2 separate regions of the Homo sapiens genome follow, and region 2 is linked to region 1. Evidence: chromatin loops called from intact Hi-C (ENCODE). Cell type or tissue: spleen. All regions are shown on one strand. Each heading gives the region's core, and the rest is flanking DNA. Links, peaks and the distances in the headings are about the cores only. Region 1 overlaps ERAP2 (endoplasmic reticulum aminopeptidase 2). Region 2 overlaps CAST (calpastatin).

Region 1 (11,419 bases), core at 2,893-10,892:
TTTAGTGACTTCACTGAATTTGTGTCAGTTTACTTATAACAATTTAGTTAAATTATTGAACTTACTTCAGTAACTTTTCCTGATGCTTGCTCGTTGACAAAGCATACAGAATTTTGTTTTGTTCAGCACTTGACATTGACAGTTCATATTGCTCTAAAAGGTAATTCCATCCTGCTGTTGTCTGAGCACCCACAGAATACACAATCTTTAAAACATCTGTTGGTATACTGTAATATCAAGCATAAAAATGAAGAAAAAGTTTTATGAAAGAAAAACTTTTTTCTTATGACAATTTTAAGTCCTATAACACAATAATCTCTGAACTGCTTTCAGTACTCAATGTATTAAATCTTTTTCTCTGCCGAACTCTTATAAAAATATTTTATGTGCTTTTACTCTGCAAATTATTTGTGTTTTATCTCCTACTGATGATAAAATGTTAGCAAGAAAATAAGCATAAAATTTTAACCTACTCTGAGGTGAAAATAGAAAGTTGATGTAATCAACAAATATAAAAGCTTTCTGAAATACAAAACTACTGGTTTATATAAATTCTATCATTTAGTGGCCACTATTGGTGCTATAAGATTTTTTTTTTAAAGATGATTACTTGATGCTTTTTTATCACCAAGTTGAAGGCATTTTTTTCTTTTCTTTTCTTTTTTTTTTTTTTTTGAGGTGGAGTCTCACTGTCGCCCAAGCTGGAGTGCAGTGGCGCGATCTGGGCTCACTGCAGGCTCCGCCCCCCGGGGTTCACACCATTCTCCTGCCTCAGCCTCCCGAGTAGCTGGGACTACAGGCGCCCGCCACCGCGCCCGGCTAATTTTTTTGTATTTTTAGTAGAGACGGGGTTACACCGTGTTAGCCAGGATGGTCTCGATTTCCTGACCTCGTGATCCGCCCGCCTCAGCCTCCCAAAGTGCTGGGATTACAGGCGTGAGCCACCGCGCCCGGCCATTTTTTTCTTTTCTTTCTTTCTTTCTTTTTTTTTTTTTTTGAGACAGGGTCTTACTCTGTTGTTCAGGTTGGAGTGCAGTGGCGTGATCATGGCTCACTGTAGCCTCAGCCTCCTGCACAATCCTCTTGCCTCAGCCTCCTGAGCAGCTGTGATTATAGGCACATAGCACCATGCCCGGCTAATTTTTAAATTTTTTTGTAGAGATGGGCTCTCACTATGTTGACAAGGCTGGTCTCAAATTCCTGGGCTCAAGTGATCTTCTTACCCCTTGGCCTTACAGGCATGAGCTACGGCACTTGGCCTAGTTGAGAGCATTTTCTGAGGCCTGTCTGGGAGTCATCTGACTCTCTAGGCCTAGAGAGTCTTAATTTGGTACAATTCATTAGTGTCTAGTTATTTTATAATTTTTTAAAACTGTTAAGATGCAGTGACATGATTTTCTGTCCTTCTACAAAAGACACCACTATTTTGATTTTTATTATCTTGAGGACATTAACCAGTTTTTATTCTAAGTGGGCATATGACTTTTTAATCCCAAATGTCAACGGATCAATAAGAACTGTTATTGATGTCTCAGAAAAAACACAACACAGAGCATTGAGGAGGGAGCCAGAAATTTGCATTTGTCACAAAGTGACCATATGGTAGAGATTGTACTAGTCTCCATACCTCTTATTTAACTGTCAAAAGCTACCCTCTGAGATAGTTATTATCCTGATTTTTTTAAGCGGAAATAAATCTCAGAAAAGTTAAGTAACTTGCACAAGATGACATAATTTGCCATTTGCAGATGGGATTTAACCCTATGATTCTAATGCTTTGGCTACTTCCTCTATACTATATGTACTTAAATACCCCAAGTGACATTTGAATAATATAATAAAGATCAAATAATTATAATACATATTGTTTTCATTTTAGTGTATTTTGCTGAACAACTTTATAACAATTGGTAACAAACACATTGTAAGCTTCTTGAAGGTAGGCCACATGGTTGTTTTGTTCACCTCTTTATCCTTAGCTCCTACAGCAATACCTGGCTGGCATAAAGGAAATGTGCAACTAGTTACATTTCAAATCCACAAATGAATGAAGTAATCAATTAATCTATGTAAAGAAATTCTTCATTAAAATTCATACTAGCAATCTTGGAGTTTAGAAAAAACCAACAATATTTAATCACATATTTTTGATTGTGAGCATAAATAAGTTTACCTAGAATATTTTCATAGGTATATTCAACATGTTGAACACTTATATCTACTGTAGGTAGGTTACTGCAGGTTAAGATTATCTTTCTTGTAACTAGCATAAAGATGAAATAATAGTATTCTATTTTGTATAGGGCAGTAGGATGTTTACATTTTAGCTTCACTCATACAACCCATTGAAACAGAAACAAAAAGAAGAGAATAATAGATTTAAAAGGTTTTTTTTTAAGTTTTTTTTTTTCTAAAACTGATTTCAGGCTTGAATCCCAACAAGGAAAAAAAGTCCAAAAAGAAGAAAACTTGAATTACTTTTTTAAAAAGAAGAATTCAAGAAAGGATTTCAAAAAGCTCACAGATTTAGTTATAGCGAGAGAAGTTATGATACCATCTTATAATAATTTGGCACAGGAAAAGTTTTTTTTTTTTTTTTGAGACAGGGCCTTTCTCTGTTGCCCAGACTGCAGTGCAGTGAAGTGATCTTGGCTCACGGCAACTTCTGCTTCCCAGGTTCAAGCAATTCTCCCACCTCAGCCTCCGAAGTAGCTGGGATTACAAGCGTGCACCACCACACTTGGCTAATTTTTGCATTTTTAGTGCAGACAGGGCTTCACTATGTTGGCCAGGCTGGTCTTGAACTCCTGACCTCAGTGATTCACCCTCCTTGGCCTCCCAAAGTGCTGGGATTATAGGCGTGGGCCACTGCATCCAGCCAGCACCGGAATAATGGACACCATTACATTTCATGGTAGAGATTGTACTAGTCTCCATACATAGCACTTACAATGTGAGAGCATGAAACAGGGTTTGTAATGCCCAGCATGTTTTTTTTTCTATCCTCACTAAAAGGTTTTAGACCTAATGTCTTGCTTGATCAAAGACTTTTACATCAAAGAGAAAAGAACAAAGGGTAGGACAGAAGTCTACATCTACTTTAATTTTCCACTGGATTCCATCCACTGGGAGAAGAGTTCAGCAGCTTTCTGGATGCAAGGAGCATGGTTCAGGTCACAGGCCAGCTTCAAGAGAGCCGAGCGGAGCATCCTGTCCCAGACTGAGCCCTTGTCACTCCAGCTTTGCCTGTCAATCACTGGCTTAAAATACTGAAGAAGGTAACGCTGCAGAAAATATGAGATGGTTAACAGAGAGGCTAAATTTAGTCCTTAACACAGTTCTTGCCCATCTAAAGGGCTCAACTCTAAACTTTCTGCATCTTTCCCAATCTTTCCCCAAACAGTGTATCTTCGTATTTCTCTTATCTTTTTCTGGCTGTTACCCACCATACTTAGGAAACAGTTTTTGCATTTAAACATGGTTTAATTTCCTATCTGAAAGGGGAATATCAATGGATATAAAATAAAATCACCTTTAGTAGAGATGTTTTGCACATGATCCTGGTATCTAGCTCTTAGGATTGGCAATGGTAAAGAACAAGGGTCATTGACCATTACATGCTATCAGTCAGTCCCCCGAGCTGCTCCAGATTTAACCTCAAGGACTTCACACAAAACAAACTGAGCCTGACTGATACTCCAGACACTGTGTATTTACTTAATACATTTTCTAAAAGCAACACAAACCTTGAGGTTTTCAGAGATATCTGAAATATTCCTTCTGTCCATCATGTGGTAAAACGATTCCAAGTAACTCAGACCTTCGAGAAGTGCGGGGCTGCTTGTTTCATGTTGGAGGTAGTAAGTCATGTCAAGAGCTTTGTCTAGGGTCAGTCTCCCTGCACTGAAGTATAAAACAAATGTCAGTGGTTTGTGCATATCTTATAGTTTTTAATATTTTTAACATTAAAACAAATATGAAATAGAGAACAATAACAGAAGTAGGTCATTATAGCTGGGCCATTCAGTTTAAATCTTAGCTCTGCCACTGACTAGCTGAGTAATCTTGGACAAATTACCAAACCTCTCTGGACCTATTGCCTTCTTTATACAATGGGGATAATAATACTATCTTCCTCATAGGCTTGTTGTGAGGATTAATGACCTAATATTTTAAAAAGCATTTAGAATAATGTCTACCACATAGCAAAAGGTTAATAAATGAAATAAATATTAGCCAATATTAACATTTAGTACCAAATAATATCAAACTTTTTACACATGATTTCATTCTCTAATTGCTTCATGTGTGGGTTTGACTTGTTTCTCCAAGTACATTGGGAACTTTGAGGACAGGTGCCATGTCTTGTTTTTCTTTGATGTTTGTCCTTAATCCTATCAGAGAAGCGGTAATCATTGTGAATAGGACAAAACAAGTATTTTCATCTTTTAGATTCTAAAGTTACATGCCTTCTCTACGTTTTCTTCTAGTGAGAAGAATAAATAACAGGTTTATTATTCTAAGTACAAAATGCTGGGGCATCTTCTGTAGAGGAAACGAACGATTATAACCTCACTATTGGAAAGTGCTCCTCAGGTGTGTTTCTGGGAGGCTATGTTGCACACAGAGTCTATAAGCCATTCTTGTGAACACCCAACTCCCAGAATAACACAATCGTGTGATGTGGAAACTGATTCCAGAACAAAGGGTGTCTCCTCTGGGCTTATCATTAACATAGTGCTCTACCTCTTCTGGGCTTATACATGTTTTAAATTCCTGTCTAAAAAGAGGGAACAGAGACCAGAAGGAAATGAAAAAGAACCAACTTTTGTTGTCCCTTTAATCTTCTCAATCACGATGACTTGCTGCTTTAAAACAGACTTATGGAAATTTTTTTCAAAAATTTCACCTGAAGACGGAAGGCTGGACCATATACTCCATGATTCTGTGGTCTGCCATATATATATATTTTTTTTTTTTGAGACAGAGTTTTGCTCTTGTCACCCAGGCTGGAGTACAATGGCATAATCTCAGCTCACTGCAACCTCTGCCTCCTGGGTTCAAGCAATTCTCCTGCCTCAGCCTCCTGAGTAGCTGGGATTATAGCCATGTGCCACCATGCCCAGCTAATTTTTTGTAGTATTAGTAGAGACGGGATTTCACCATGTTGGCCAGGCTGGTCTTGAACTCCTGACCTCAGGTGATCCACCCGCCTCGGCCTCCCAAAATGCTGGGATTACAGGCATGAGCCACCTGGCCCGGCTAGTCTGCCGTATTAAAAAAAAAAAAATCCACAAAATGTTGCTACTCCTTCCCACCTGTGTGAGCAGCACAATACCTGGCACAGTTGATACCTTAGCATCAGCAATAGGCAGAAATGATATTCCAGGGCCACAATTTTAAGAAGAATATTTGACATATTAAAACTACTTTATATTAAGCCAGTTTTTCTTTCCAGCCCAGCCTAATTGATTTCTTACTAAAATCAATGCCATTATTAAAAATACTTACTTTTATAGTTGCCTATTTCTTTTAATTTTAATATTTATTCATAAGGGACTCCTTTTCTTTTTATATAGTTACTGAGTTGTTTAATTAAAAAATCTAAGTCCTCATTACTAACCCTATGCTTCAAAAAATGCATAGAATGTTATCTGAATGTTTGTTTAGCTTAAAGAATAAAACATATATAAACATAAACCTTAGCTCAACAGTAAAAGTCCACACCTACTTACTTGTATATGATTTCAGCTAGATTGTACCTTTGAGAAATAACATCATATTCTTGAAGCACCAATTTGGGTTTTCTGTTTTGTTTTGTTTTGTTTTGTTTTTGAGATGGAGTTTCACTCCTGTTGCCCAGGCTGGAGTGCAATGGCACAATCTTGGCTCACTGCAACCTCTGCCTCCCGGGTTCAAGCGATTCTCCTGCCTCAGCCTCCCAAGTAGCTGGGAAGGCACACACCACCATGCCCAGCTAATTTTTATAATTTTAGTAGAGACGGGGTTTCAACATGTTGGCCAGGCTGGTCTTGAACTCCTGACCTCAGGTGATCCACCCGCCTTGGCCTCACGAAGTACTGGGATTACAGGCGTGAGCCACTGCGCCCAATGTGGGGTTTTCTCTTTAAGGTGTGGGACTAAAAGAAACAAATATAGCTTTTTCTATAGGCAAATTGAAGTTGTCATTTCAATTCCACTCAACTTATCCAAGACCCCTGTCTTTAAATTACATTTAAAATGTATGAAAACCGAACTAAAATAAATATCAATTCTTGCATCAAATTCTCTCTCCATTCTGGGTGCAGTGGCTCACACCTGTAATCCCAGCAATTGGGGAAGCCGAGGCAGGAGGATTGCTTGAGCCCAGAAGTTTGAGACCAGCCTGGACAACATAGGCAGACGCCATCTCTGCCAAAAAATTTAAAAATTGGTTGGGCATGGTGGTGTGTGCCTGTAGTCCCAGCTACTCAGGAGGCTGAGGTGGGAGGATCGCTTGAGCCCAGGAGGTTGAGGCTGCAGTGAGCCATGATCGCACCACTGCACTGCAGCCTGAGTAAAGCCCTTGAAGAAGAAGAGCAAAGCCCTTGAAGAAGAAGAAGAGGAAGAAGTAGAAGAGGAAGAGGAAGAGGAGGAGGAGAAGGAAGAGGAGGAGGAGGGGGAGGAAGAAAAAAAAAAGAGACAGTGTCGTGTCGTGGTTAAGAGAATGGCTCTGGAGACAGCCCTTGGATGACAATGTCTTGTCCACTAAAGAACTAAATAGTATCACCTCTTGTAAAGATTGATTTACACTGGGTGTGGTGGCTCATGCCTGTAAACTGAGCAATTTGCGAGGCTGAGCAGAAGTGCTTGAGGCCAGGAATTCAATATCAGCCTGTACAATATAGGGAGACCCTGTCTCTACAAAAAAAAAAAAAAATTAAAAAGAAAAAAAAATTATCTCTCCAAACTAAATGTGATCACTATTGGTTCCTTTGATTCTTTTTTGTTTGTTTGTTTTTTGAGACAGAGTATTATTCGGTCACCCAGGCTGGAGTTCAGTGGCGTGATCTTCTGGGTTCAAGCGATTCATGTGCCTCAGCCACCCAAGTAGCTGGGATTACAGGCGTACACCACCACACTGGGCTAATTTTTTTATTTTTAGTAGAGATGGGGTTTCACTATGTTGCCCAGGCTGATCTCAAACTCCTGGCTTCAAGTGATCTGCCTGCTTCAGCCTCCCAAAATGGTAGGGTTACAGGCATGAGCCACTGTGCCGGGCCTCCTTTAATTCTTAAATTGAAGTTTCATAAAGCAGGGAGGAAAGTGGTTTATAGTATTGAGAAAGAACAGCAAGTAAAAATTATTTATTTTTATCTATTATGAGAGCTTTAAATTGTTTTCTTATACAATTACTTTTGTTATAAATGTAATATAAGTAAATATAAACAAATTTCAGAACAACTAGAAATTAGACTCATAATTACAAAACAACCAGAAATTAGAGAAGGCTCATAATTTCAATACCCTACACACTCAACAATAGCATTTTGAAATAATTCCTTCAGGTTTTTGTTTCCCCTTCGCACTTATTTTTTTCATTTGTAGTTGCAAACAAACATAATAATACACAGACTTACATTCTGCCTTTTTCTCAACTTCACATTATTTGAAGTGTACTTTTCTATGTTGTCATCTCCTCCTCCTATTCATGTCATGACATTTCAAATAATTTGTATTAGATAATACTAATAATGTTAACAGCTGACATTTATTGAGTAAGTACTGCACTTACTGCTTTATCTTCATTACCTATGCAATCCTCCAAACCTTGTATATCGGATATTATTAGTAATAAAGTTTTAAAGACTGGAAAATTTAGGCTTAAAAAGGTTAAAAAAACAAAACTTGTCCAAGCTCAAAAAATTAGTAAGTGAAGAGGTAATACCTGAAATCTTCTTGAAATTTTCATATAAAATTTGTATTCTTAACTTCATTAATCTGTCTACTTAGTGAAGAAAAGATGATTAGTTTTCCACCAATGCATCAATAACTGCAAATTTCCTCCTACTAAATTTAGACAATCTAAGTGGATAGGCTAGAAACAGCAAAAAAGATTTCACAACTACCTAAAAGATTAATTTGCTGAATTGTCAATATTCTCCATTTTTTCCAAGTCTTGCATTGTTAATCTATCTTCTCTTCAATCTACTCAGAGCTTCTCCTTTGAGCAGGCAAACCTCCTTCAACTAGCAATAGCTTGCTTCTTAGCTCACCTTTCATGCATTCACTCATATGTAGGATGGTGTTTTTCCTAATTTTGGCCTCCAATGAGCTATGCCTCCAAGATGTTCCTGAGACCCACGGGACTGAGGATTAAGCCTCACTTCCTCTTTTCTTTCTAACTAGAGGATTTTAGTGTACCGAGAAACTTTGTCTCAGAGATGTCCTGCTGGTCACTTTCACTCAATTTGACCTAAATAAGCTCCTGAAAGAAAATTATATGTCACATTGAGTAAAGTGAGTGCATCACAGTAATTCTCAGAATAGGGAAAGCTTGCAATGCACAATATACTTCCTGGTCCTCAATTCCCTCCAGCCATTGGTGATCTTGTGACCTGATTCATTCCACACATTATTCTGTTCATGATACATAGAAAAAGAAAGAAAACACTTTGTCCTTCCAGGAAAGTCTAGAGAGGAATGAATGCAAACAGCCATTTATTACTTCATTTCCCTACAAACGTCATACTAATTTCTCCAGTGTAAGTAATGAATAGATTTCATAACAACCCATTTAAAATTATAAAAGTTAAGACTATATTTGTACTTTTCCTTAAGAGATTACACCGGTATTTGGTGTAGCAGCTAATAACATAAATACATTTTAAATGTGGGGTCGAAAGCTCAAATACTTAGAGAGTCCACACTAAGTGAATGAAACAGGCCATTTGGGACTTTGGTGCTTGGGAGAAAGTAGGCCTGGCCTAAAGAGAGTTTGGCCCACTGCACTCTCCTTTATAGCTATCCTGTGGCCCACAGGATAAAGACCCACAGTTGCCAAATATCATTTTTAAGAGATTCCAGAGGTCAGGATTTTTAGGTAAAGTTCTCCACATTTTAAAATATTGGATTACAATTATAAACACTGTGTGGGTCAAAATACGTTATTAGTGGGTAGTCTTTGGCCTAGTGATCACTGTTTGAATTCCATTCAAATCCATATTAAATCAATGACCAATGTTGAACATTCAATATTGAAGTCTAGCATATCTGGTTACGAATCAGTTATTTTGCATGAAGTCAGAGGAAATGTTGCCTTACCCAACTAGCTGAAACACATCATGAATCAGACCTACTCTGTCCTTAGGTCTGAGAAGTGTGTGGTTCTGATTCAGCTGTGTAATGAGTTGGTCCCATCCATGACCCTCATAGTGAACGATGTAGTAACCATTTGAGTCCACATTAAATTTCACCCAACTGGTCTTTTCAGGTAGATCCAGAGTATCTAAGAGGATAAGATTGGCATAGGCATTTTATTATCAACAAACTTATTCAGAACATCTCCAGAACTGTTATTTTTAATCAAATTACTTATAAATCAATGGGAAGATGAAGTTTGGGGAGAGTCATAATGATATTCATTTTCGTAGTTCACTGGATGATTTCTTTTGGAAAGATGGTCTTATTAAATTAATAAATAAGTTAATTCATAGGAATAAGACTGCTGAATTTGTTCTAAAAAATTGTCTATGCAGGTCTAAGAGACATGCAAGGAAGGGCCCAGTGAGCCAGATGACTAGCATGACGGGAATTTGGCTTAATTTGATGATGTCCTTGTCTCAAGGTTTAGTCACTAGTCATTGAAATATGTATGTGTAAATAGGTGATCCATTTGTTCATTTTAGTAAAGAAGGACTCCAGGTTAAGCATGACTTTGTGACGGAAAACCTCTCAAATTTTATTAAAGTGTTTAGAAGAAAATTAAAATTATACTATGTATTTTTAATGTGGCATATATTATACTAGAGGGTAAAATTACATTATAATATTCTCTCAACAACTCTGTGAGGTTTAGTCTTTATTCAACATAAGATGAAAAAATTGAAGCTCAGGATGAGTGTGTACATTTTCTTAAGGTCACACATCTAATAAGTGAGAGAGTGAGGACTTGAATCCAGAAGCAATCAATTTTAAAGTATGTGCTTTTTTCCACTGAACATTTTTTGCCTTATCCATAACCTGTAAAAATAGATTAGTGGGTATTATAAGACATAAGATAGATTTCTGTTATTTCTTGATGTAAATAATCTGTCTCTAAATGATAAAAGCGCAAGAGAACTTCCCACTGAATGAAAAATCCAGATTTTCTTACTAAAAGAGTTATTTTAGTAACATATGGATAAATGACAACTTCCCTCAAATATAAATCTTTTATTGTTAGATTTACTTATTGTATCGTTCCTTCAAATAGCTCAACACATGTTTAATTTCCACATTGAAATACCTGTTTGGCTAATTAGTTCATTACCTGTCTTTGATTTTAGAATGTGTCTGTGGATCACATTAGAAGAACTCGTGGAGTAGGTCAATGGGATATGCCACAGGTACCTATGACAGAGAGTAAAGATAGTTACAGACCAAAAGAATGCTGCTGTGATTTTTCACATTGTCAGACTCAGACAGACTGTAAAAGGCACCTAAGTACCCATCATCCTTCATACTACCCACAAGTGGTCTTATAAATTTTATAGGCTAAGACTAGCATATCCTTAAGTATGCAAAAAATTATTCCATGATAATTATAAAGGAGCAGCCATATCTACCTAGTTGAACTCTGCCACAAATACTTGTGTCATTTGCTGTCCTAATCTCATACCATAACAATTTCTGCTGTTTGTATGGGAAAGAAAATCCAATATTCCTTTCACATTTTCAAAAACTGCCAGCCTGATGCTGATTCAAATAACTAAACCAAGAACTGAAGTTCTCAAGGCTGATGGAATCACTAAGAATGGTGCTCCTGAACAAAGAAGTCCGGGTTATATGAAGCTCTTTAAATCTTATCAAGTCTACTTTAGGCCTTTGATTCTTATATGGAACTAGCATCCTACAAAGTTGCCAGATGAGCTGAGAGAAAGCTAAGGAAATAACGAGGAAACTGAGATGAGGTAAGCTAGACCTAAAGAAGAAAAGCAGCCACCTCTCCTGCAGGGCCCTCCATTCAGGGTCTTCCTGGAAAACCCCCTGGAGGAAGCGCTCCTGTTGCAGTCGGAGTGAACACCCGTCTTGTTTAACCACCAGCAGGGGGATTCCTTTCTGGAGAGTCCATGTAGTCATCATCTCTTTGACCTCTGCATTTTCCCCCAGAAAGGCGAGCTGAAATGACAGGTGACTATGATAACTCAAGAGAGAGGAGACAATCCAAAGACAGAGGGAC
Region 2 (11,419 bases), core at 1,582-9,581, 130 kb after region 1:
TTATTGCAGTGATTCATAACTGTTTCATCACCTATTCATTGCTAACATTTCTTTTCTTAATCCTTCTAGGCTACTAGATGAAAGCTTTAAGGGAGATAAAATAAAAACTCAGGAGTTTCCACAAATTCTTACACTCATTGGCAGGAACCCAGTAGGATACCCACTGGCCTGGCAATTTCTGAGGAAAAACTGGAACAAACTTGTACAAAAGTAAGTGGTGCCAAAAATTGTGCTGTGACTGGATAAGTTCATAACCTTACTGTGTTTTAGCCTTGCTGTTTGTAAAAGAACAGTAACAGTCTAAAGGTACTTTTTGATTGAAGATAGGCAGTAGAAATACCTAAAATATTTGTAGAAAACATAAAACTGGACTTCAGTGCTAACTAGTGAATCTGGACAGGGATGTTTTCCATTCCATCTGGCATAACCCCTTCCTGAGCCCATGGACATATCTGAAGCCTTCCTCCTCACAGTTCAGCCCAGGCCTTCCATGAACACATTTGCTTGTTCACATCTGTCTTTGTCTAACTCTTATAGCATTTCCTGCTTCTGTCATTTTCTGTTGGATACTTAACCTTTTATTAGGCTGTTGGTGTGTATTATTCTTTACAGCTAGATCTTAACCCATTGGATAGACATCATATTTTGTATTTTTCACACCGATCAGTTTTTAGCTGAAAGCTATTATATATAGGAGGCCCTTAAAATATATGTTAAATGAATAAGTATTTCACAACCCGTTTTTGAATATTTCCCTCTCTAGGTTTGAACTTGGCTCATCTTCCATAGCCCACATGGTAATGGGTACAACAAATCAATTCTCCACAAGAACACGGCTTGAAGAGGTAAAAAAAAAAAATCTATATATATATTTTTAAACATAAATGAAAATTAGCTAATTAATATGGGGTAGACAAAATACTTTGAGGGTGTGGTGAGTTAGAAATGGATTGTCATTTAGAAGTTATTTTTGGATGCTATGGTGTTGACAGCAGCATAAATCAGTTGCAATTAAACTAGTGAAAACTGTGCCTCTTCTCAGACACGTTAAGAGGTCTTAGCTCTGCCAGTAAAAACCTTAGGACTTGAAGAAAATTACTTGAGACAATTAGTCCTTGTTTAAGGATGTTAAAAGTGGGCACTGAGGTATAAATGACTGAAGTGGTCATCCAGCTGTTGCTAAAGAGGCAGGTCCGGAATCTAGGTTCTTTATAAACCATCCAAGTTCATGGTTCCCTGTCACTTATTATGTAACCATCTACCTTCAGAAAGAATTTCAGGCAGCTTTAAGATCCATGTATAAAAGAAATGTTAAAATGAAGGACAAAAAGATACATAATGGACAGGTGATAACCATGTGAGGGACTTATGGCTGAGGATAATTCTCGCAATTGTCCCCTGAATTTATCACAGACATTCCTGGAAGTCAAGGAAAAATGAGGAATCAGTATGAGTTATTCTCATTGTCTGGTAAAAGAGAACATGAAGCATACACATTTTCTACAAAAGCAGACTTTTCTTCAGTCCTAAACTCGAGGACTTTGATGTGTGGGCCATTGAGTTCTGTGGTGTCCCTTCTATAATAAGGTTTCCTATAGTAAAGTTGTGGAACAAATTTTACAAGGCTCTTAAACTGTGGTACATTTAGATAAAAGCTGAGAGGCTAATATTAATTTTTTTAGGAGTGGTTCCATTGTGTAGTCTGGTTACACTATTTTCTAGCTTGAGATGGGGAGAGAGCTTTGGAAATGAAAAAGAATGAAGGGTTGTTACAGTCTCGTAGCTTTTTTCCAGTTTTCAGTAGCCTCATCCAGGCTTGTAAAATTAACTTGCATATAATAATTCAAGCTTGAACTCCAGCGAGGTCTAGAGCAGAGATACTCTGTCTGATGACTGAAGAGATGTCCAAAGCCTTGACCAGAAAGGTAGTCATCTATAGACAAGATCTATAGCAACAAAGCATTTCATTCATTCACTTGTATTCTCATTAATTCATTCAAGACATATATGCCACACATGGTTTTAGGTTATGGGGCTGTAACAGTGAACAGACAGACAAAACCTTTGCTGTCACGGAGCTGAAATTTCTGCTGTGGGAATCAGACAATTACAGACAAATCAACCAATGTCAAGTAGTTACATGCTCTGAAGATGAATAAGGCAAGGAGAGTGATTGGGATAGAGGGTTGGTGCTGTTTTATAGGATGATTAGGAGACATTTGAGAAGATATCGAAGGAAATGCCAACATCTAGAGGAGTATTGTGTGCAGAGGAAATATCAGGTGCGAAGATCCTGAAGCAGGGCATGAAAAGTAAAGAGCCCGAGATGTTATCATAATGGAGAGCAAACTACGGACATATAAAATACGGGAGTCATCCTGAATCCTTTCTTCCCCAGACATCTAACTACGCAAGTCCTGCCGGTCTTCCCTCAGCACATGCACTGGATCTTGCGCACTTCTCTCTGCTCTTACCCCCATTCAATCCTTTCTCATCTCTTGCCTTGCCTATTGCAATAGTGTCCTAACTGGCCTCCCCCTTGCCACTTTGCCAATAGCAAAACATTTTCCACATTGAAGACTGCAAGTCAGCCCATAACTGACCCTGGCTTCTTGAAACCCTGCCTATTGTTCTTGCAGTAAATTCCAAATCCCTCCTTCCCATGTGTCCATGACCTTGAAGACCTGGCTTCTGAGGACCTCTCTGGTGCCAATTCCCACAGGCGCTCCTGGCTTACTCTCTCATAACACTGTAGCCACTCAGCCTCCTTCTGCTCCTGGGCTACCACATGTTTCTCCTGTCTTTAAGCCTCTGCACTTTTTATTCTCTCTGCCTGGCTTGCCCATTCCCCAACTTTTCACTAGAAAGGGGCATTTTATCTTTGAGAGGTCTCGGCTCAGATCACCTTCCCCAAAACCATGCTGTTCAATGCAGGCCACATCTCCTCAGTTACTAGCATACCCCTGGCATATTTTCTTCATAGCAGTTTATTTACAGTAATCATATTTACTGCTTGTATACCCCAAAAGACTGTAAGCTCCATGAGGGGAGGATGCTTGCCTGATTCACTGCTGCATCCTCAGTGTCTAGCACAGTAATTACAGCAGAGGGATGAATAAATATCAGAGTAAATATTGGTGAACAAATGGATGAGGTTAAGTCCCTGATACATGCTGGGTTTGGGGCTTTGCACTTTACCTGCATTATATAACTACATCCTTCACCACTGCTCTTCATTTTACAAATGAGGAGACTGGCTTCCATAGAAGTTAAATCATTTGCTCAAATCAAGTTAGTAGGATAAACCTGTTTTCCTATCCCTGTATTGTGCTACTTATTGCACAGAAATTGTTCTTAAAGAGCCAAGTCTGAATCAAATATTCAGTGGAGATGTTGCATTTCCAAGGCAGGTGAAGACAGAAGAGATGATTTTGGGTCAGGACAAGGGTAAGAGTAATGGTTAACAGCTGGCTTCGCTGTTGTAGAAGGTCTGTTTTTAGTGGAGCTATCATGATGAGCTCCTTTAGGATTAATGATTTGAACAATTAGTAAAATTATTGATGTGCTTTGTTGAGTAGTGCTCAGTGATTTTTAATCGACTGTGAATTAATCTTGCATTCTGAGAGCGTATGAAACAGTAGGTTGAGCTACAACTTAAAGTAGAGAGTGAAGTGTTTTCCAGGTTGCTACAGCAGGAGGCCATGCCTTCTGCTCATTGTAAAGTTGCACTGTATTGACATATAATTTTAAAACAACTCTGCATCATTTAAAATTGAATTCTGATCTTTCTAAAACCCATTCCTACTCCCCTCTTTATTCCCAAACTAATAATATGGTATTATGACATGGATTTCTAAGGAACTGGCTGTCTGGAATCTATGCTGAATAAATAATACATCATGGTCTACATTCGCTTCCTGAATACCAAATCAAAAATTGATGGATTAATGCTGTGAAAATTTATGGGAAAAGGATAATAACCCTTTAAGGTGAAACAGAATCGCACAATGGTCAATCTTGTGGCAAAGCCAGCCTATCTGTCATGTGAGCTCAAGGGGTGAATTAAGATACCCACAAATGAAACAAGAACAAACATATTTTTCAGGAGGTAGCCAAGAGTTTCTTATCTCTTTAAAATCATGGGGAACTTTATGTGGATTTTATCTTGAGACAACAATACATGAATTGTAGATTAGGATAAAAAAAATGGCAAGGTTTGGGTCTTACCGCCATAACTTGCTAAGAATCCCATTCCCCACAGTGTTTCTATAATAACATACAAGGCCAGGCCCATGGAGAAAGACAGCACTTACGTGGTGGAAACTGTTTTGCTTGGCAAAGAAAAGACTCTGCACATTCTGCTTTTTAGATATCATGTTTTTAAAAAACGAAGTTTGCATCTGTGAGAACAGAACAGAATAACACATTAAATAGACACAATTAAACCTTAATTATAAAATGGTAAACAGTGAAGTCTTTTAAAGTCTGGCAACTGAGAATAAACAAAAGAACTGCAGACAAAAAACAGAACTTGACATCATGAGGCATGAGCTCATTTCATACAGCTTATGTGTACATAATCCTATTCAGACAGCTGGGACTGCCTTCTATATAGAATTTTGACAAATGCTGGAATTTTGGCTTCAGTTTTAACTAAAGTTACATCTGATTAATGTGATAAAATTAATTTTTTAAAACCCACTTTTTCCTCACAAGGTAAAAGGATTCTTCAGCTCTTTGAAAGAAAATGGTTCTCAGCTCCGTTGTGTCCAACAGACAATTGAAACCATTGAAGAAAACATCGGTTGGATGGATAAGAATTTTGATAAAATCAGAGTGTGGCTGCAAAGTGAAAAGCTTGAACGTATGTAAAAATTCCTCCCTTGCCAGGTTCCTGTTATCTCTAATCACCAACATTTTGTTGAGTGTATTTTCAAACTAGAGATGGCTGTTTTGGCTCCAACTGGAGATACTTTTTTCCCTTCAACTCATTTTTTGACTATCCCTGTGAAAAGAATAGCTGTTAGTTTTTCATGAATGGGCTATCGCTACCATGTGTTTTGTTCATCACAGGTGTTGCCCTGCAACGTAAACCCAAGTGTTGGGTTCCCTGCCACAGAAGAATAAAGTACCTTATTCTTCTCATTTTATAGTTTATGCTTAAGCACCCGTGTCCAAAACCCTGTACCCCATGTTTATCATTCATAAACTGTTTCATCAGTCTCCTCGAAAGACTCTGAATAGTCGACTACTGAACAATGAACACCTGGATCTGAGACTAAGCCGGACGATGACTGGGTTAAAGCTCTCCCGGCTCACCCCTCCAGACCCGCTGCCCATCCCTCTTCCTTGCTCCATGCCCAGGGGCTGACTTGTAAAGGCCAAGTCATCAAGCTTTCTTGCCCTTTGGATGTTGGTCAGTGGGGAGCCGGAGAGCTGGAGCTGGGGTCGGAGGAGGTAGTAGGTGGAGGTGTTCTTCCCTGATTCCCTTGCGGGATGCCTCGGGCTGGCCTCCCCTGAGGGTCTTAGCTCCGAGAGGGGACCCTCTTTTCCACACAGCCTTCTCCACCTCTGGATTTTGGTAACTGCTCCCTCCTCATCCCTTCAGGATTAGTGGCCTCAGTGGGAGTCTGGCTTTTACTAGTCCTGGCGGACTTGTGGTTTCTACATAATGTGCTCGCACTTTTGCAAAAAATCTTTTTATAGAACCCTCCTCAGATAATTCTGAGTGAGTGTCATCTATTTCCCTGACTGGTACAGTATCTCTTCTGAAAAAGCAGAGTGCATTCAAGTCTGTAGGAAAACCCTTTTCTTAGGGAGGTGATTTTTTTTCTCTCTCTGCTTCTTATTTGGCCTACTTTACAATTTCTAACTAACTAGTTATTGGCATTTACTGACAGTAAATTATTGCAGTCACCAATAAATGATAGTACATTGTGAAACAAAATATTTGCTCATATTAGCAAATAGGACATTCTTTGGCTTTGAAGTCTTTCTTTCTTTTGTGAAGACTTCACACACGGTTGCTTCAGCACACAGTTGCTGCTCAGGTTTTATGTATAGATGATAATAATAGAAAGCACAGTTTACTAACATGGTAAACCAACGGAGTTCAAGTCAAGTCAGTTAATACCCTAAGAATTAGATTTTATTTCTTATTCTGAAAACTTGCTACACAGGGACTTATCTAACCCATAGTGTGCTCTGTTGCTGACTTGATTCAAGTTGCAGCGTGTTTTGCGCTGACTCTAAGGTGCGGAAATCCTCACACCTGGCAAAGGAGAATTCAAACTGAACTTTTTGAATATAAGGCAAAAACTTCAAGATAAGGGAATATGATTGATGATTGGTACGAAAAATGTCAAAATGTGTTCCCCTAATACACGACAAAATAGAGTGACTTCTGGACATAAATCTGCCATTTATTAAACCATTCACTACAACAAATAAATAGGTATAAAAGTGGAATTGGAATTTTTATACTTATTTGTTGTAGTGAATGGTTTAATAAAAATAGAAATCACTGGTAATTTCCACCCCAAACTAAACTATTTCCCTTCTTTTAAAAAAATACACAACCAAGATTTTAATGTAAAATATTTTGCTTTAATTGTATTTTATGCCTTGATTAATGAAACATGGAAATATTGATTTTCAGTTTTGGTCACCTGAGGAACCTATCTTTGTTTGCTTTTGGAAAAGCCCATTTTCTAAACAGATACAATATTGCCACAACAATGTGCAGAAACCTTTTTGATAATAAAAAATTGTTCTTTGCCTCTAAGTGGATATTTGCAATTATTTTCTCTCTCCTAACTAGACTGTAAAAAGGGCTGCTTTAGATCCTGTAGCTTACTCCAGTTATTAGTTATTAACAAACACCCAAGTCTCGAAGATATTTCTAATTAAAAAAGAAGGCATATTCAGAGTTCTTTTTAAATAAATGTTGTTTACTTTTATAGGCATCTTTAAACTTCTGGATTTTGGTATGCCATTTAAAAATACTTCCAGATACACATGGAAATTAGTAATACTGAAGCCGTATCCTTGCAAACACATCTGTCAGTGTCAAAGGTTTCAAGGTTTTTCTTAAAAAAAGAAAACAAAAAAGCAAACACCTATACTGCCCAAATGGGAGGATTAGATACATGGTTAGAAATCCCTCAGGAAAAGTGTTTTTTCTTTTCTTGTTGCTGCCTTAAAAATAGAATAATGACTATTTCTGATGGATAGAGACATAGCATTTTAAGCTGGTGGTGTGTAAAATCCCATAGGTATGTGCATGACTTTCAGAGAGTATTTGGGGGGGAGGTTAACAAGATGTGGTGCCATTTATAAGCAGTGTTATTGTTTTTGCTTGCCCCGCTGCCACAAGTCAGCTAAGTCATAACAAAAGCTTCAAACTGATGCTAAGGAAGGCCATGCCCTTTGGAAACAATAAATTCCCAATCTGTTTTATGTTATGTACCTGACATCTTTTCCTGCATTCTCTACCAGGAAATAAAGATGAAATTAAATATCAAAATTCTAATCGATGATATCAGTGCAATGTTCAGGAACTATTCATTAAGATATTAGAAAACCATTCAAAGTGGTAGGACATCAGAGCCTACTTCTTACATTGCTGTGGGAGAAATGCAGGTTTCAAATTTAATATATATATATAATTTTTTTAAAAGCAGAAGTTTCTTTTTATATTTGGTAAACTTAAGTTCCATAAAGCCAGACGCTATACAGTGCAAAGGCTAATGTGGCAATAGCTCTAAAGACACAGTTGCTGCTCAGGTTTTATGTATAGATAATAGAAAGCACAGTTTACTAACACAGTAAACCAACAGAGTTCAAGTCAGATGAGTACCCTAAGAATTAATTAGATTTTATTTCTTATGCTCGAAATTTGCTACACAAGGACTTATCTAACCTTTATTTTGCTCTGTTGCTGACTTGATTCAAGTCTCAGTGTGTTCTGTGCTGACTGTAAGATGCAGAAGTCCTCACACCTGGCAAAGAAGAGTTCAAACTGAAAAGGGGTTTGGTGCTTCCTGGTTTGTCCAGGTTACCTGTTATTAATTTATTATTAGCAGCCCAAGAGGAGATATGTGCCCAATGTACAATATCTTATGTTTGACTTATAAACATTATCCCAAAGCAACATCAAATACAGTTCAAAAGCCCAAGAGGAAAGGGGGTAATAAGAAATCAGAACACTGAAGAATGTTTAAAACATTGTTTTCTAAACACTAACAAAAAAAATTAAGGGCAAACTGAAAATACAAATGAGATTTACAGGCACTGTGTGTAGAATGTGCAAAAATTCACTTAGCTTTTCTTTTGTTTTTTTGGTGTTGCTTTAAGAAACTTTATCAAATATATTTCTTACAAATATAAAGCTTTCTCTCCCAATTGAAGGCAATTAAAAAAATTCAAAGTTTATCAATACTCAGTACACAGGTGAACCAGTCAAATTCATTTTCTTTCTGGAAAAGAATAACAAACCAATATTTAGGATGTTCAGAGACTCAACAAAAACCATTCTAGAAATCACCCAGAACAATTGTTTTCTGTTGCCAAAGCCTTTTGTTCTTCAAAAGTCACCATCCACCAGCTGAAGATTTTACATGCAGATACCTTAAAAATTTCAAATAAAAAATGCAGTGAATCATTTAATATGTAATTTTCTTGTTACAGACATAGTAAATATACCACTTAGCAAAAGCATTGTATAACAGACAGAAGGAATTTCCTATAAGTAAACATGAAAGTGGATTAATAGAATTTTTTTTAATTTTGGGAAAAATGTTAGAGCAGTTCTACCTAATATAGCTCCTTTTTTCCTAGGAAATAAACATGGATCATGGTGAGAGAGCTGAACCCGATTTAACCTATACTTTGATTTCTTTTAGGCTTTGGTCAGTAAGTGCTTGTATGCTTTTAAGGCTTACATTAAGCCCTCTCCTTTCTGAAGATTAAGATAAGGGCCCAGTTCTGAAGATCTCAGAAATCCCTTCAATCTGTCCAGTTTCTTCAGCAATTATAAATTAGAATCAAACACAGTACTTTACTTTCCAAAATAATGACAAATAAAAATGGCCAATCTTTTCCTTTGCCCTTGTTCCCAAAACCCTGTAATTTCCACCAGACTCTAAAGGGTACTTCTCCCCACCCCACCATGTATTGGTATTCTGGGGAATGCCAATGTCTTCAGGACATTTCGCTAAGTTGTAACATGCTAATTTTGCTTTGCCACAATAACCTGCAGTAATGAGCATTTGGATTTCAAAGATTCAACTAGCCTCAGATGGTCATTCTAAGTGCCTGGCCTAATATTTTTAAAAGCTTTTAATTATAAGATTAAGGTTTTTAAACATTTCAATAGCAAACTCATCCCATTTAGTGCTTTCAGAGAATGACCAATTACTCTGTAGATCTTGCAGTATGCATTTCATGCCAATACTGTAAAGTGAGCATGAATTACTCAAGAGGTGGACTTCACTTCTCTCATCTATAACACATAAATTGGCAGAAGATACAGTTGTCTTCATTTACAAATAAACACCCAACTTACCAGATACCTTAACTTGTATTTCTTTAGTCATCTTTTGGCTTGGAAGTTTCCTCTGTTGTCTAAAAGGGAAAGCAAAACCATCCGTGAGCTTTCTTTTCTGTATTAAGTATGAGGAGATGGCCTTCTCAGAATTAGGGGACAAAAGATGGCAGTCAGTGGGGAAAAATAAGATGGTCCTTTCAGTTTCTCTTCTTCATCTGGCCACAATATTGTGAGTTCTTCCTCCTCAAGCTTATAAGCTAAAAATAACCTTAAGTGATCCTGATCCTAAATGTATCACTCTCAGCTTTATTTTTTTAAGGCTAGGGTAGGTTATAAAATATGCATAGGTGTTCTTAAATGGCAATGTTTCATTCTGTGGTGATCCTTCCTTTCCTGTACATAGGGTCATGGCTGTCCAGTAAATCCACTCATCATAAAGGGTTATTATGCTTTCTATTATTTGTTAAAGGGCTGATTAAGTACTTCGTATAACTGAAATTAAATAATAGGCAAATAAGTATTTAAACTGAGATATAATGGCATAACTGCCAATTATCAATGCTGTTTCCTATATCCCTTAAGGGAATCTACTACAGGAAGATTTTAATATATTGTTTTAAAAGCTTTGGTGTAACTGGACTATTGTCTTTAAAGCTACACCTTTAACTCCTCCTTATAGCCAGGGGATCATAGTAATAATCATTTAAATCATATGTTCTTGGAATTGGAAGGGACCTAGAAGTTGTCTAATCCAATTTTCATTTCTCATCACAGCTTGAGTAATTTTAATAATAGGAAGTTTCCAACTTCCATGTTCTAAAATCTATATAAACCACATACTATGGTGGTATTTTAATTAGGGCAAGAAAGACAGGCAAAACACAGGCAAATTGGGTTGTGTCAAGAACATTCATTTAGGATTTTAAAGCACCAGTTACTTAAAAATATATGTATTTATACAAATTCAATTACTTTACCAAGCGATGCTATGGGATAGATAGTACTTTAAGAAATTTTATTCTAAATAGATTCCAGTAGGAAACTAAATGACTGAAATGATAAACCCTACTCTGTGTAACTGCTAAACTAATTTGTAGTATATTTACTGCTCCATTTACCTTTGCTGAATCCTTCGCTTTACCTCCATTCTTAGGTGCTTTGGAGCTGGAAGCAGCCTTCTTGCACTTATCCTAAAGCAAAGGAAATGTAATGAGGCTATGGCTATCACCAATCCATCTAGCAATTAACTAGGCTGCAGTTAAATTAATCCAGACCATTCTGAGATCTCCAATTTAATTAAATAATGGAAGACTTTGGGTGTTTTTTCATGATTTTTTTTGAACAACGGTGTCAGAGAATTGTTTAAAGCAGGAGGGAAAAAGGATAGAAATAAGGAGGGAAATGTGGGTGACATTGATGCTCTAATTCCCGTGGTGCCTGACTCACCCAGACCTTATTTTGCTAATCAAAACAGAGCTTGTCAATAGATAATAAATGTCGGCAAGGGTGTGGAGAAAAGGGAACCCTAGTACACTGTCAGTGGGGATGTAGATTGGTATGGGCTATGATGGAAAACAGTATATAGGTTCCTAAAGAAATTAAAAGTAGAACTACTGTATGACCCAGTAATCCCTCTTCTGGGTATATACCCAAAGGAGATGAAATTATCACCTTATAAAGATATCTGCACTCCCATATTCACTGCAACATTACTCACAATAGCCAAGATATGGAACAACCTAGTTGTTGATGAATGGATAAAGAAAATGTCATGTATATATACATAATGGAATATTATTCAGCCTTAAAAAACGATATCCTACTATTTGTCACAACATGGATGGACCTGGAAGACCTTATACTAGATGATAT

The links. Hi-C counts contacts between places; a loop is a spot of excess contacts. Peaks named below come from ENCODE experiments on the same cell type or tissue, not always from the same donor. Only the 100,000 strongest peaks of a DNase experiment are listed, where the experiment ranks them.
Region 2: it touches region 1 in a loop (2.5-fold over the local background); 3 of 110 quality-filtered maps call a loop at or near these places.

Annotation. Positions count from the first base shown.
Region 1 is chr5:96,901,445-96,912,863 of GRCh38, reverse strand. ERAP2 (endoplasmic reticulum aminopeptidase 2) reads right to left here. Exons shown (of 19, transcript NM_022350.5): 11 at 11,183-11,358; 12 at 10,511-10,590; 13 at 9,304-9,487; 14 at 3,747-3,903; 15 at 3,100-3,284; 16 at 66-227. It also overlaps a transcript of ERAP1 not described here. Among named protein-coding and RNA genes, the nearest start is that of LNPEP, 29 kb to the left of the region's middle. In spleen, for the core only: no CTCF peak of the experiment used is centred there; no DNase peak of the experiment used is centred there; H3K27ac peaks cover 655 bases.
Region 2 is chr5:96,769,849-96,781,267 of GRCh38, reverse strand. It overlaps CAST (calpastatin), which reads right to left. Exons shown (of 32, transcript NM_001750.7): 30 at 10,666-10,737; 31 at 9,566-9,624; 32 at 6,585-8,628. The coding sequence ends at 9,589. ERAP1 (endoplasmic reticulum aminopeptidase 1) reads left to right here. Exons shown (of 19, transcript NM_001040458.3): 17 at 70-210; 18 at 764-845; 19 at 4,717-6,784. The coding sequence ends at 4,872. Among named protein-coding and RNA genes, the nearest start is that of ERAP1, 32 kb to the left of the region's middle. RefSeq lists an enhancer at 1-896. In spleen, for the core only: no CTCF peak of the experiment used is centred there; no DNase peak of the experiment used is centred there; H3K27ac peaks cover 697 bases.